Regions from separate parts of the Homo sapiens genome. Here all the other regions are linked to region 4. The links are chromatin contacts, found by Hi-C or POLR2A ChIA-PET in ENCODE. All regions are on one chromosome and are shown on one strand. The core of a region is the stretch at or near the end of the contact, and the rest is flanking DNA. Distances in the headings are between cores, read along the strand shown. Region 1 holds the start of EFCAB14 (EF-hand calcium binding domain 14). Region 2 holds the start of DMAP1 (DNA methyltransferase 1 associated protein 1). Region 3 holds the start of STIL (STIL centriolar assembly protein). Region 4 holds the start of TMEM69 (transmembrane protein 69). Region 5 holds the start of TMEM53 (transmembrane protein 53).

Region 1 (2,700 bases), core at 22-2,521, 1.0 Mb before region 4:
CCCAAGTAGCTGGGATTACAAGCGCGCACCACCACGCCCAGGTAATTTTTGTATTTTTAATAGAGACAAGGTTTCACCATATTGGCCAGGATGGTCTCCATCTCCTGACCTTGTGATCCGCCCACCTCAGCCTCCCAAAATGCTGGGATTACAGGCGTGAGCCATCGCGCTGGCCCAGAGTGAATTTTTTTTTTTTTTTTTTTTTTTACGGAAAAGCCAGAGTATGCTACCTCTCAGCTTAAAGCCCCCAGTGCTTTCCCAAAGTCCTTTCAGTGATCCATAAGGCCCTAAAGCCCTGGCCTCTGATGCTTCTCTGACCTCATTTCCTATCACTCTGCTCCTTGCTCTTCTGGTCCAGCCACAACAGGTCTTCCTGGTCACTCCTTCCTGCAGCCACTGCACAGCTCATTCCCTCACCTCTCCTCCGATAAGCTGACTAAATGTTCCCTTTTCACAGAGGCACTCCCCATCACCTGACCGTGTTTCAATTTTCATCATAACACTTATCACCTCCTGACATTTAATATGTTTGCCTATTGTTGCTCTCCTCCCTCTAGAGTATAAATAAACTGCAGGAATAGATTGGCAGATAAGATACACGATGCTCAGTTAAACTTGCATTTCACATACACAATGAATAATTTTTTAGTGTGAGGATGTCCCAGATGTTGCATGGGATGTCTTAATGCTAAAAAATTGTTTGCTGTTTCTCTGAAATTCAAACTTTACTGGGTGTCCTACATTTTTATTTGCTAAATCTGGCAACACTATACAGGAAGACAAGGACCCTGGTTATTTTGTTCATGGCTGTATCCCCAGCGCTAGAACAGCTCCTGACACGTAGTAAGTAAGCTCTCAATAAATATTTATTGACTGAATGAATGTGTTAATTAATCTGAAACGCGCCTAAACTTTTAACAGCCTGTGTGAGAGTCAGAGAGGCGGAGCCTTCAGACTTGGTTAGTCCAGGGGGCGTGGGCGGCTGATGAACTTTCGAAGTAGGTCGAGCAGCCGGGCGCTTTGCCTGCCCCGCCCGCGCTCCGCAGGATGCAGGACTCCACCCGGCTCAGGTTCGCAGCAGGTCCCGGAAGCCCTCCTGGGGGCGGGGCCACCCTAATCGGCAGGTGGGACCCAGCCCCAGCCGGGGCAGGGCCCCTTTAACGCCCCACCTCTCCGCCACGACTTTCGCCCCGGCGTGACGTCACCCCAGCGGGCGACCAATGGGAGTGCGGCTTACTGGCAGGCGGCGCAGGCGGCCGCTGCCAAAGGGGAAGTGATCTGGGGCTGGAGCGATGGCCCGGGGCTGGAGCTCGCGGCCGCCGCCGCCGCAGCCGCCGCCACCAACGCCAACAACAACGTGTCGGGAGCAGCCGCGGCCGAAGCCGGAGCAGGGGCCGGAGTCGCGGCTGGAGTGGGGCCTGCGCGTGTGAGTGGCCGAGAGTTGCCCGTGCCGGAGACCTCAAACTCCGGGCGGGAGCGCTTTCGGTCGGCCGAGCCGCCGTCGCCCGCGGCACCGTGTCCCCAAGGCCCAGACAGCGGGGCGGGGGTCTATCAGGCGCGGGACTGGCTTCTCTCAGGCCGACCCTTCTAGCCGGGCTCCGGATCTTCCTCGGCCTCGGGCCCCCTTCACGTTCAGGACGGAGGCCGGAGAACGGTGATCATCACACACCCCAGCCGGCTTCCTGGCCAGGGCATTTTCTCTGCGGCCAAGCAGTGTTGGGATTGTAGCTGCTGGGAGCCCCCTCCTGCCGCCACCTCTCCTGCAAGGAAGGGACTGACGCGTTCCCACTTTCTTACTCTGCACCTCCCCACTCTCTTCCCATTCAAGAACGAGTTTCTCTTCCCTCTCCATTGGAAATCTTGCTCCGGAGGTCCGAAACACGTATTTTAAGCGTGCCCTTCCTCACCTCCTGGAGCACCCTTAGAAGTATTGCCTACTTATCCGGGCTGAGAATCCTTCATTTTTGACCTGGCTTTTTTTTCGCCCTTTGGGAGATAAAGGTCCCTCTCCACCCTCTACTAACACTCTGCACCCAAGGCCTTATCCTTTGGGGTCACCAGCTCCTTGGCCATTTCTATGTGATTTCCCCCACCCATCTGAGTTCCAGTTTCCTCTGGGCTCCAATCTCCAGTCCCTGGCGGATCTGGTCAGTCCCACCCCTAGGTGGGAGTGACCAGGGGGCTCTGGCCCAGGATTCCCAACCCTGGAAGGCAGCTCCAAGGCAGGAAGAGAATTGGGCATCGGGTACGAACCTGGCAGCTCAGGAGTCGGGGCTCCACTCACCCCACACAAAAAGATGAAAAAGCGCAAAGAGCTCAATGCATTGATTGGTTTGGCTGGGGACAGCCGGAGAAAGAAGCCCAAGAAAGGCCCAAGCAGTCACCGCCTGCTTCGCACTGAGCCTCCCGACTCAGACTCTGAGTCCAGCTCCGAAGAGGAAGAGGAATTCGGTGTGGTTGGAAATCGCTCTCGCTTTGCCAAGTGAGTAGTGGTGAAAGGTGGAATGGGAAGAAGGCATCTCCTTGCACTACCAAGGGGCCACATTGACAGGAAGGAGAAAGGAAGTCCTTAGGAAGAAAAAAGGGTGTAGGCCTTGGAAGTCAAAGAGGGAAAAACGGTTTTAGGGAGAAGGTAAGTTCAGATCCTGAATGAAGAATAAGTTAGAGATCTGTCTTTAGGTGTAGAAAGAAAAGCTCCAA
Region 2 (2,700 bases), core at 47-2,546, 1.5 Mb after region 4:
CAACTTGGCCTTCACTGTACGGTATCCCTGGCCAGTGTCACTGGGTAGCAGTGGGGGTGCATCCCTGGCAGGGAGGTTTAGGGAGATGCGAGGTTAGAATCAGAAGGTGTGTTAAAGAGCTTTTTGTCCCAGGGAGCTGATCTACCCTACCCTATAGCAAGAAAGTCATGTCCTGGAGCAAAAGACTTCAGGTCCTCCTGCATCCTGCTAAGCAAGCAGGAGCCCTTGCTGGGGAGGAGAAAATTGTTAGAGAAAACTAGGAGTTAGGGGCATGGCAGGTGAATCAGGGGCCAAAACCTGGGGGACTTGGGACTCCAATACTTGCTTCTTGTCAGAGTAGAGCAAGGCATAGACTTCCCGGTGCATGCCCTCGGGCCTCTTGAAAGTCAGTGTCTCAGAGGACTTCTTGGATTTTTTCTGAGGAAGGAAACCACAGAAAGGAACCACAACCTAGACCCTTTCCTGAAAATTCTTTAGTCCAGCTCAATCCCTGAACAAAGCAGCACCTACAGGGTCAATGACAGGCAAACTGACACACTGTAAAGGCACAGAAACCCACTCCCAGGAACACCATCCTACGCCCAAATCAGAGCAGTCCCCTCCCCATCCCACCAACTCTCAGACTGTTACAATGTCTTGATCTCTCCCCAACAATATCTTGCAAAAATCACACTTGCCTGGTCCTCTCAGCTCTTAGAGGTGTCATACCCTCTTGGTCCCACCATCTCCCACGATGTCCCATCTCCTCCCTCCCATCAAGGATGACACATATTCCCTGTCCTGTTATGTCACCCCTTTTATCGCCCAACTCACTGTAAGTGTAGCACCCATCCCTTGCCCGTTGTCACTCCTCCCCATCTTCACTCCCCTACCCTCCCCTAGTCAACGCTTTCAGGTGCCCCTGCTACCTTGTCCGGGTTGATAATGTCCTTCTTGCTGATGGTCCCAGAGGCTGCATCCCCTTCTGGACCCCCGAGTTCTAGAATGTCCCGTACATCCGCGCCCGTAGCCATCGCGCCTGAGAGATGGGGGAGCCACCGGAGGTCAAGGGTCAGTGCCTGAAGAAGGACCAGGCTCAGGTCAGGGGGCGGGGCCAATCCAGACCTAAGCGGAGGCGAGTTGAAGGGGCGGGCCAAGAGGAGAAGGGTGGTCCAGGTCAGGTCGGGGATCTGCCTGTGCCCCACCGCTTGGATGTTCCTAACGGCCCCTTCAGCCACCTGGGCCCTCGCACTTCCGCACCTGGGTCCGGCAGCTGCAGCCCCCACTACCACTCCCCCGTCCCCGCAAAGCCGCGGCAGAAACTTCCGGCGGTGCTCATTCGGAACGCGGCCGACAGAAACACTTCCGGTCGGTGTTGTAGGAAACGAAGCCGACTGGCAACCGAGGGTGAAAGCTACTGGCCGTGCTGAGCTTGCCACCCTTTGGTTCTCCCGCGAGCCTGTTTTCATTGGTGCACTGCCTGCTTTCTGGCATTTTCCCTCTACGATGCTCCGTTGCGTCTCAGGCAGTGAAGAGATACCAGAACTTTGTGACTTTGGGAAGTCACTTAATTTCTCTGGACCTTTTTCTTTATTTGCCGAATGGAAATTGTAATGGCACCTGTGTAAATGAAATACCAAGAATCCTTGTAAAACATTAGCACGGTGCGTGGGACATTTACTATTTTTTTATTAAATGAGTTAATGATTTGAATTGCCCCCTCTTCATTAAGTGCTAATATGTACTAGGCACTGTGCTAAGCTTGGAGGTGAAGAGATAAACTTCAAATTGTGATAAGCTTGAAGATGAAGAAATAAAGGCAGAGCTTCCTAGGGCGGCTGCCAAAATGGAGTAAGGTGTGGGCCCTCATTTGCACCTCCTCTGATGGAGATAGCTGTGGGTTGTGGCCTCGTGGGGATTTCCTGGAGGCCAGCTTCGTGGCACTTCACTAGTACAGGAGCTAGCTGCACTCTTTGGGCTACGAAGAAGCCCAAAACACAGCCCCAAGCAGGAACCAGCTTAGAAGTATCCCTCAAGGGAATAAACCTGGGGATCTTCCTGGAAAGAGAGAGACAGGAGGTCCTGAGGAAGGGCACAAGGGACAAGGAAAGCAGCTCCCAGCTTCAGCAGTCTGCAAACCAGCCTGTCAATTTGAAGGACACATAGCCTGTGGGATAGGGTGGGGCTTGTTAAGGCATTAAGAAGGCCAGACCCCAAGTCGAGACCTGCCAAAGATACCAGCAGGGACTAGAGGAGCAGACAGTTTGCGCAAGTTAGCTATAAGTGGTGTAGCCTGTTCTGGCCTGGAGAAGACAAGGGGATACAACAGCTGTAGCCACAAGCCTGACTAGTCCCCAAAACTTTGGAGAACTAGGCCTGGAGGTACAAACCTGTTCCTGGGTCTGATTCCTGGATGGATCCACTGAGCTCCAAACAGTTGCCGGAGGAAGTCACAGTCTTACAGCAGAAATTGTCCACAGGGTAAGGAAATGGTCCTTGGAGCCAGAAAGGGAGAGAGCAATTGGCTGCCTGAAACACTTGACCCTAGTTGTAGTTAATTAATTGTGTAATTACTTGTTTAATATATATCTCTAATAGACTCATTTCTGTGAAGACAGGGATCACAGTACATAAAGGAATGTATGTGCCAGGCACTATTCTAGACTCTGGGCATGCAGTGGGTGAACGAGATACAAATAGCTACTGGTGGAGCTTATATTT
Region 3 (2,700 bases), core at 95-2,594, 1.6 Mb before region 4:
AGCTACTCCGGAGGCTGAGGCAGGAGAATTGCTTGAACCTGGAAGGCAGTGTGCAGTGAGTTGCAGTGAGCCGAGATAGCGTCACAGCACTCCAGCCTGGGCGACAGAGCAAGACCCTGTCTCAATCAATCAATCAATCAATCAATTAATAAATACAAATTTTGGCCCAGAGTGGTGGCTCACGCCTGTAATCCCAGCACTTTGGGAGGCCGAGGCGGGTAGATCACCTGAGGTCAAGAGTTCGAGACCAGCCTAGCCAACGTGGTGAAACCCCGTCTCTACTAAAAAATACAAAAATTAGGCCGGGCGCAGTGGCTCACGCCTGTAATCCCAGCACTTTGGGAGGCCGAGGTGGACGGATCACGAGGTCAGGAGATCGAGACCATCCTGGCTAACACGGTGAAACCCCGTCTCTACTAAAAATACAAAAAATTAGCCGGGCGTGGTGGGCGCCTGTAGTTCCAGCTACTCGGGAGGCTGAGGCAGGAGACTGGCATGAACCCAGGAGGCGGAGCTTGCAGTGAGCCGAGATCGCGCCACTGCACTCCAGCCTGGGCGACAGAGCGAGACTCCGTTTCAAAAAAAAAAAAAATTAGCCGGGCGTGGTGGTGGGTGGTGGACGCCTGTAATACCAGCTAATTGGGAAGCTGAGACAGGAGAATCGCTTGAACTCGGGAGGCGAGGTTGCGGTGAGCCGATATCGCGTCATCGCACTCCAGCTTGGGCGACGGAGTGAGATTCCACCTCAAAAAAAAAAAAAATTATGTCACTAAAACAGATGGCTTCCTAGGAAAGAAACTGGAAGAAATCTAGAAGTTGAGGATAAGTGATCACAAAAAGGAAAAATTAAAAATGTACATTTTAGAATAAAAATTAAAAAGTAAGAAACTGGAATAACTCTAACTTTCTTGTCTTTTGTGCTTTCAGGTAAAGAGTTTGGAAACTGTTCTTCGGGTGTCCGCTTCCAGTCGCCGACCAATGATCATCTTATAGAGCACTTCCGGCTTCATCTGCCACTCGCTCCTCCGTCTACCTAGCTGGGCTTTCCATTGCGCTTGCGGAAAGCCTACCCCGCCCCGGAACTTAACCGTTGACGAAATGAAAGGTTTAAATCCTCGGATCCTTGATCCTGGAGCGCCGGTGGCGCCCGCAGTTCTCCAAGAAGACTTGGGATTGGTCGAGCGCGGAACCAGTGCGGGGCGCTGATTGGTCGGCACACCAATACGTAACGGCGACCGTGCGCGGCTCTCTAGCACCACCCCCGCTCCCTGACTGGCGAGGTTTCTGACCAGTCAGCAGGCGTGGCGCGGCCTTCAGTTTCGCGAGCTTGTGTTTGCCGCCTCAGTTCCCGCGACCCCAACGTCCCAGAGGCGGGGCCGGAGTCGGCGGTGGCGCTCCTTGGAGCCGGCTCCCGCTCCTACCCTGCAAACAGACCTCAGCTCCGCGGAAGTTGCGGTAAGTGGAGCTTTGTGCTCCTGGTTTCCCCTTGAGAGGCGGCAGCGGGGCCCTGGGAAGGTTGGTGGGTAACATTCAAAGCCCTGTAGTGGGTTCCGCCCTCCAGGAGCCTGGAGCAGATGACGAGAAGGGGAGCTAGTGGGAGAAATTAAGCAGTCCATGAAATCCTTGGGTATCATCTGAGCTAAGGTATGTGAAAGAGGTTTGCAGTCGATAACGTGCCATTTAAAGTTGTTTTTACGGTGGGAATTTCTTGAGGACTGAAACCTTGAATGCTCGCTCTTGCATTCCTCACAATTTCTGGCTCACACTCTGCTACGTAGTAAGGGATCAGTTAATGTTTGAAGTTCATGGACTACTGGAAGTAAAGTGTAAACAGCAAAGTGCGAGAATGCTATGCGTGTGAGTACAGACAGTATAGTACCATCGCCACGGTGTCTGGGAGAAGGTTTCACAGAGGAAGTGACATTCGAGTTGGATTGTGAGGGATGGCGGGGGTTTACTAGGGCATTCCAAGTTAAGGGAGGCATCCTGTGCAGATATTGAAACCGGGGCACTGCAAGTAGTTCAGTTTGACTGGAATGTAGGATGAGTGGATGGGGGGGTTAAGGTTGGAATAATAGAGTGGGGCTGGATTGTGAAGATCCTTTATTCTGTATGTAAAGAAGAGCCATCGGCTTTTTAAAAAAAATTTATTTTTATGTTTATTTTTGAGACGCAGTTTCACTCTTTGGCCCAGGCTGGAGTGAAGTGGAGTGATCTCGGCTCACTGCAACCTCCGTCCCCCGGGTTCAAGCGATTCTCCTGCCTCAGCCTCCCTAGTAGCTGGGATTACAGGCAAACGCCACCACGCTCGGCTGATTTTTGTATTTTTAGTAGAGACGGGGTTTCACCATGTTGGTCGGGCTGGTCTGGAAATCCTGACTTCAGGTGATCCACCCGCCTCGGCCTCCCAAAATGCTGGGATTACAAGCGTGAGCCACCGCCCCTGACATGAGCCATTGACTTTTAAAGCAGGAGAATAATTTGATCAGATTTATATGGAAACACTCTTCTAGCAGCATTATGGGGACTTTTCCATAAGTCTGGTGAGTTGATGAAGTTAGCAACTAAGGTGGTGGGTATGGAAAGATAATTTATATGGAAGAAGGGGTGAGGATGATTTGAACGTTTCTATTGTACACGATAATGACTTTACCTGAGAATATGTTTTGCTAGGTGTAGATGTTGTGTGGTTTTAGTTTT
Region 4 (2,700 bases), core at 110-2,609:
TAGAAGGGGTTTTGCCATATTGCTCAGGCTGGTCTTGAACTCCTGAGCTCAAGCAATCCACCTGCCTCGGCCTCCCAAAGTGCTGGGATTGCAGGTGTGTGCCACTTAGCCTGATATAACACTTAATAAGTTACTACATGTAAATAGCTGAGAACCGTCCCTGACACAAAGCACTTTACACAGGAGGGACTGATTAAAAACTCTAATGTAAGCAGCCAGTAAAAACAGGTGAATGATAATATGGATCTAGATCTGACAATTTCATTCTTAACCAAGAGAATGGGATGTCTAAAAAAACCTACAGTTGCTGCTTAATTTTAAAAAATCGATTGGGCAGGGCGCAGTGACTCGCTCCTGTAAGCCCAGCAGTTTGGGAGGCCGAGGTGGGTGGATCACGAGGTCAGGAGTTCGAGACCAGCCTGGCCAACGTAGTGAACCTCCCCCCCGTCTCTACTAAAAATACAAAAAATTAGCTGGGCGTGGTGGCAGGCGCCTGTAATCCCAGCTACTCGGGAGGCTGAGGCAGGAGAATTGCTTGAACCTGGGAGGCGGAGGTTGCAGTGAGCCGAGATCGCGCCATTGCACTCCAGCCCACGAGACAGTGCGAAGCTCCGTCTCAAAAAAAAAAAAAAAAAATCGATTGAACTAATTTATTGATCACAGATCTTAGGGCTGGGTCAAGAAATCCTGTATACCAGTTAATGTCTTCATACTATACTTAAGGAAGCAAGTAGGGAGGTAAGTAATCCTGGGCCTCCGAGTAGAATTTAGATCACACCCACACCCACCCACCTGAGCCCCAGACCAAAATGCCCGCAGAGCGTACCCATCACTTTTGTTCAAAATCACTTTCTTCTTAAGGACTTTCCAGACCACTCCATTTAAAATCTCAACCATCCCCCCATCTTTGGAAACTCCCTTTCCTCTGTGGCACGTGCTTTCCAACTAGTGGGTATTAAAAAGTGATAACCTAAAAAGTCCAGGGACGGCAGGTGATGCGGGATTAAGGACTGAGACTCAAAGCTTAATCCTCCTAATATAAATGAAAAAGCTCAATATTCCCATTGCCCTGGTGGGAAGACTGCAAACTGCCAGCTTCAAACTGACCTCTGAGAAAGGAAGGCGGGGTTTAGACGCCAGTGTCTTCGGGAAACCCTGCCCGAGAGTGCCCGCGTCTCCAATTTACTACCAACCCTTGGTGCCCTCCCATCCCAACGTCGCAAATTTACTACCAACCCTTGGTGCCTCCCATCCCAACCTGCACCTGTGGCGACTTTGAGACTTGCCAGCGTTGCACGGAGAGAAGGAAAACAACCGCAACAACAGCCCAGGTCCACTGGAAAGGCACTTCCGGCAAGTGGATTCAGAGAGGCCCCTACTTCCTGAGGGCTGAAAAAAAATGAGTCCGGGTAGGGACTTGACCTGCGCTAATTGGTTCCTAGGCCCGGCTTTCTGTTTGGGGGCCATTCTTAATTTCTAGTTGAATCCAGATGTTGAACGGTCCTTGAAGTTCTATTCCAGGGCTCCCAGGCAGCAGAATCTGCCCACAGAGTTCGGGTAAGTAGAGTGCAAGTACTGAAACAATCTCAGAATGATGGTGGTGAAGGAAGGTAAGAGACGGGATTTTAGGCCCAGTGTGACCTGAATTGCTTGCCATCTGTGGGACTTATGTTTTACTTTGCAAAACAGGGTTTATAAGGCCTATGGGGACACATCTCACTGCATTAGGGCCCTTTACTATCATTTAGAGGGGGAAAAAAGCCCAGTTCTTACATCCATTTTCTTTGCTGGGACCTATAAACTTCATTAAGGGTTAAAGAGCACAAGAGCAGGATTTTCACTTCCATGAAAGGTGTGGTGATAAGGGCCCTAGGCTTGGGGGTGGTTCGGAAAGTCAGATCATTTCTCCTACTGCCCTCGGCTTTATTTCTCGGCTATGTGACCTTGGGCAAGTCCCTTCTCTTATCTAGACTTGTTTCACAGGAAATGGCACCAGGCAATTTTAGTGCCCTTCCGTGTCTATGGATAAAACTGAAGACATGTAGTAGGAGATCTCAGGGGCCCACGCCGGCCAGTCCCTCCAATCCTCCGGATTCTAGGTAGTCTAGCTTCCTGGTTGCCAGCCATTACACGGTTTAGCTTTCCGTGCCGGATGGAGCCACAGCGAAGTCTTCCTTAATAGTAAGCGCTTTTAGTCGAGCTAGGCCTTCAGTTTTATTGCCTTCTCTGTCATGGCAGCGCCGCCCCTTCCAGTAGTGCGATACCCAATGAGACTTCAGGTAGGAGAAACGGCACTGTCGCAAGCGCAGGCTCTCGCCGGAATCCCGCCCTTCGCTTGGGCGGGGGAGTGACGCCTGCGCTCCAGGGGAACTACTACTCCCAGCGGGTAGCGCGGCCGACGCAGCCGCGCAGCCTCCGGGGCCAGGCCGTGTGGCCCGCTGGGGACTGGAGTCTCAACGACGCGCACACGAGAAGTAAGGAGCGGAAGGTGGGAAAGGGCCGGAAAACACACGTTCCTCCGAAACCGGTTTGCAAGTCCTTGTAGAGGTAGTTTCGGGACGCGCACTGGCCAAGGGGCGGGCTGTGGGAGGGTGAAGAAAAAAGGGATACACACATGCATACCCACCCACTCATTCATACGCGCCCAGGCCCTGGAAGTGGGCAAGGGGGTTAGAAGGGGCGTACTAAACTAGGCTTGTC
Region 5 (2,700 bases), core at 170-2,669, 1.0 Mb after region 4:
CCACCTCTACCTCCCAGGTTCAAGCCATTCTCCTGCCTCAGCCTCCCAAGTAGCTGGGATTACAGGTGTGCACCACCATGCCCGGCTAATTTTTGTATTTTTAGTAGAGATGGGGTTTCGCCATGTTGGCCAGGCTGGTCTCGAACTCCTGACCTGAAGTGATACGCCCGCCTCAGCCTCCCAAAGTGCTGGGATTACAGGGGTGAGACACCACACTGGGCTCTTTGTTTTGTTTTTTGAGACAGGGTCTCACTCTGTCACCCAGGCTGGAGTGCAGTGGCACAATCATGGCTTACTGCAGCTTTGACCTCCTGACTCAAGTGATCCTCCCACCTCAGCTTTCCAAGTAGCTGGGACTTCAGGCATGCGCTACCATGCCTGGCTAATTTTTAAAATTTTAATTTTGTAGAGATGAAGGTCTCACTATGTTGCCCAGGCTGGTCTTGAACTCCTTCAAGCCATTCTCCCGTCTTGGCCTTCCAAAGTGCTGGGATTACGAGTTTGAGCCACCGCGCCTGGCATGCAAAGAGTCTTTCCCCCTCCCTATCTCTAAAAGTCTTTCAAGGCCCAGCTCAAGAGCCAACCCCACTGCCATAAATGCCCCTTCTCTGATTCTGAGCTCCTCAAATCCTTACTCTTCTGTAGTATTTATCTCACACGCAGAATCAGAGTTGCTTCATGCATGGTTTCTCTCCCTCTCCCGTTAAGACATGGGAGAGGGAGGGCCAAAAGCTTGATTCTCACTAGGGCCTAAGGAACCTTATTTAGCCCACCCAGTCTCTGGCACATAGTATGTAAATATGCTGGCACATAGTATGTAAATATAGATAAATGCAAGAAAGTTGCACTCCCAGCTCCTCGGTGGGCCCTATCAACAGGGCATTCTCTAAAGTCATCAACTGAAGACTGCTTCCCATCCACCCATCCATCCATCCATCCATCCATCCATCCAGAATATGCCTCAACCCCACTGGGTGGAGGTTGGGTCGGCACGCGCCCCCTAGGCCGTTTTGTACGGTTTTATACCTCCAGCCCTCGCAGTTGCGGCTGGTAGAGGATGGCAGAGGTAGGTAGACGATGCAAGTCAAAGGGCACACTCTTCCGCCGCGTAGGATAGGACTCTGTTCGGACGAGTGACCCTGCCCATTCCCAGAATACAGCAACTCTTCAGCCGCCTCTCACCTACATGAGAGGGTGGGGACTCTTCCTGACCGGCGCCCCGGCTGACCAATACCTGATCCAGATCAAGCGAATTAGCCAATGGCTGCGGGTCAGTAATAGGGGCGGGGCATGGTTGCTAGGGCCGAGCTAGTGGGGTGAGGCGAGAGGCTCTGGAAGAGACTCGGTGGTTGCTAAGGCGGGAGGTCACAGAGCGCGGCGCAGGGATTGGGCCGTGTTGGGGGAGGTGTGTGGTGATTGGGCGGCGCCCAGGAGGCGCCCGGGTGAGGCACGGGTGCGCAAGCGGGAGTTCCGGCTGGAGACCCGTGCTCTGGGCCGGCGCCTTCACCATGGCCTCGGCAGAGCTGGACTACACCATCGAGATCCCGGATCAGCCCTGCTGGAGCCAGAGTATGGAATGAGGGTTGGGTCCAGGCGCGGGGAGGTGACCTCATGAACCTGTGGGTTGCGAGCGCAGCTGTAGCCCCGCCCCTCATGCGGCCCCGCCCTCCCTCGGGCCGCCCCCTCATAGGGTCTGGCAGGTCCTAGACTTAGAGAGGCTCAGAGAGCCCCGCCCCTCGTAAGTCCCGCCCCAGAGTGTTCCTCCCTGGCGAGCCCCGCCTCTGCCCGAGTCAGCTGCTCGCTTGGGACCTCTTTTTCTGTCTTTCCTGTCCGGGGTGCTCAGGTCCATGCCCTTTAATCACTTCTCATAGCTGAAGGCTGCCGAAAGCTGGATCCCTCCTGATTCCTTTGTTTGGGATTGGGCTTCCCACATCTAGCCTATCACTTATTATTTTCCCGAAGGCGTGGAGGGGGAGGCTCGCGGGGTCACCGATCCTCGCAGAAGCCCGGGACTCAGAACCCTTAGCCGTCCCTCTCCACTCTTCTCGGCAGTGGTTAACAGTGCAGTCTCTGCCGTCGGGTAGAACTCGACTGAAATCCTGACTCCTTCCTTTAGGAGCTGGATTACCTTTGGTAAGCTACCTTCTCTGAACTTCAGTTTCCTCCTCTGCAAAACCGGGATAAGGATAGTAACCTTCCTCATAGGGCTGTTGGGGCCATCTGGAGATTGTGTAAAGGGCCTGGCATGGAGTGAGTTCAGTAATTGGCATTTACGATCAGCATTGTTTCTCTCCTTACATTAAAGAAAGACATGTAGGATTCTCCACAAAATTAGGATTGACAGCAGGCCCGCATCCATGACAGTGTGAGTAGATCGGGGTCCAGAGAGTGGAAAGTTTGGTCTCTCTGGGAATTCTGGCAGAAGGGCCTTGAAGTATGATCAGCCTGAGGCCAGCGTGTCCCTCACTTGCATTAGTCCAGCATCGCCTTCACGCCTCCTGTCTCACTGCCTGCAGCCCAGCCTCTTAAACTGCTACCACAGTGATCTTTCTAATGCAAAGGTTTGATCTTATACTCTGCTCTCCATAAAACTTACCTCCTTAAGGAGAGCCTTCCCAGATCCCTCCCGTAGCATCTCATGTTCTTTGGTTGGAGTCTAGGAGAGGGCAGCCCTTAGACTCCCGCAGAACAGATGGCCCC

What was found. A loop is a pair of places that touch in the nucleus more often than their neighbours do. ChIA-PET counts read pairs that join two places held with the same protein, here RNA polymerase II (POLR2A). Pooled maps may share reads with other maps.
Region 1: a map of B cell shows a loop between it and region 4 (17-fold over the local background). The contact joins the promoter of EFCAB14 here to the promoter of TMEM69 in region 4. A Hi-C loop is called at or near these places in 3 of 168 maps with a recorded cell type or tissue (B cell, CD4-positive, alpha-beta memory T cell and naive thymus-derived CD4-positive, alpha-beta T cell), 1 of 37 single-sample maps with no recorded cell type and 9 of 50 pooled maps. POLR2A ChIA-PET finds 5 or more read pairs at or near these places in 1 of 52 experiments (activated T-cell).
Region 2: a loop to region 4 is called in a map of CD8-positive, alpha-beta T cell, with 11 times the contacts of the local background. The contact joins the promoter of DMAP1 here to the promoter of TMEM69 in region 4. A Hi-C loop is called at or near these places in 3 of 168 maps with a recorded cell type or tissue (CD8-positive, alpha-beta T cell and naive thymus-derived CD4-positive, alpha-beta T cell) and 9 of 50 pooled maps. POLR2A ChIA-PET finds 5 or more read pairs at or near these places in 1 of 52 experiments (naive thymus-derived CD4-positive, alpha-beta T cell).
Region 3: a pooled map shows a loop between it and region 4 (18-fold over the local background). The contact joins the promoter of STIL here to the promoter of TMEM69 in region 4. A Hi-C loop is called at or near these places in 1 of 168 maps with a recorded cell type or tissue (Calu3), 2 of 37 single-sample maps with no recorded cell type and 9 of 50 pooled maps. POLR2A ChIA-PET finds 5 or more read pairs at or near these places in 1 of 52 experiments (activated T-cell).
Region 5: a loop to region 4 is called in a map of CD8-positive, alpha-beta T cell, with 16 times the contacts of the local background. The contact joins the promoter of TMEM53 here to the promoter of TMEM69 in region 4. A Hi-C loop is called at or near these places in 4 of 168 maps with a recorded cell type or tissue (CD4-positive, alpha-beta memory T cell, CD8-positive, alpha-beta T cell, PC-9 and 1 more), 2 of 37 single-sample maps with no recorded cell type and 15 of 50 pooled maps.

Annotation. Positions count from the first base shown.
Region 1 is chr1:46,717,685-46,720,384 of GRCh38, reverse strand. EFCAB14 (EF-hand calcium binding domain 14) reads left to right here and starts at 1,271. Exons shown (of 11, transcript NM_014774.3): 1 at 1,271-2,482. The coding sequence starts at 2,298. RefSeq lists silencers at 1,047-1,096, 1,417-1,466.
Region 2 is chr1:44,212,067-44,214,766 of GRCh38, reverse strand. It overlaps DMAP1 (DNA methyltransferase 1 associated protein 1), which reads right to left and starts at 1,296. Exons shown (of 10, transcript NM_019100.5): 1 at 909-1,296; 2 at 326-417; 3 at 1-64. The coding sequence starts at 1,013. RefSeq lists enhancers at 1-452, 1,218-1,457, 1,196-1,490 and a silencer at 1,888-1,987.
Region 3 is chr1:47,312,791-47,315,490 of GRCh38, reverse strand. It overlaps STIL (STIL centriolar assembly protein), which reads left to right and starts at 1,344. Exons shown (of 17, transcript NM_001048166.1): 1 at 1,344-1,455. RefSeq lists a silencer at 1,238-1,287 and an enhancer at 605-1,334.
Region 4 is chr1:45,686,840-45,689,539 of GRCh38, reverse strand. TMEM69 (transmembrane protein 69) reads right to left here and starts at 1,359. Exons shown (of 3, transcript NM_016486.4): 1 at 1,265-1,359. It also overlaps a transcript of GPBP1L1 not described here. RefSeq lists enhancers at 1,348-1,417, 2,367-2,696.
Region 5 is chr1:44,673,200-44,675,899 of GRCh38, reverse strand. TMEM53 (transmembrane protein 53) reads left to right here and starts at 1,419. Exons shown (of 3, transcript NM_024587.4): 1 at 1,419-1,569. The coding sequence starts at 1,509. ARMH1 (armadillo like helical domain containing 1) reads right to left here and starts at 1,186. Exons shown (of 12, transcript NM_001145636.2): 1 at 1,027-1,186. RefSeq lists silencers at 1,247-1,296, 1,367-1,416, 1,567-1,706 and an enhancer at 1,474-1,975.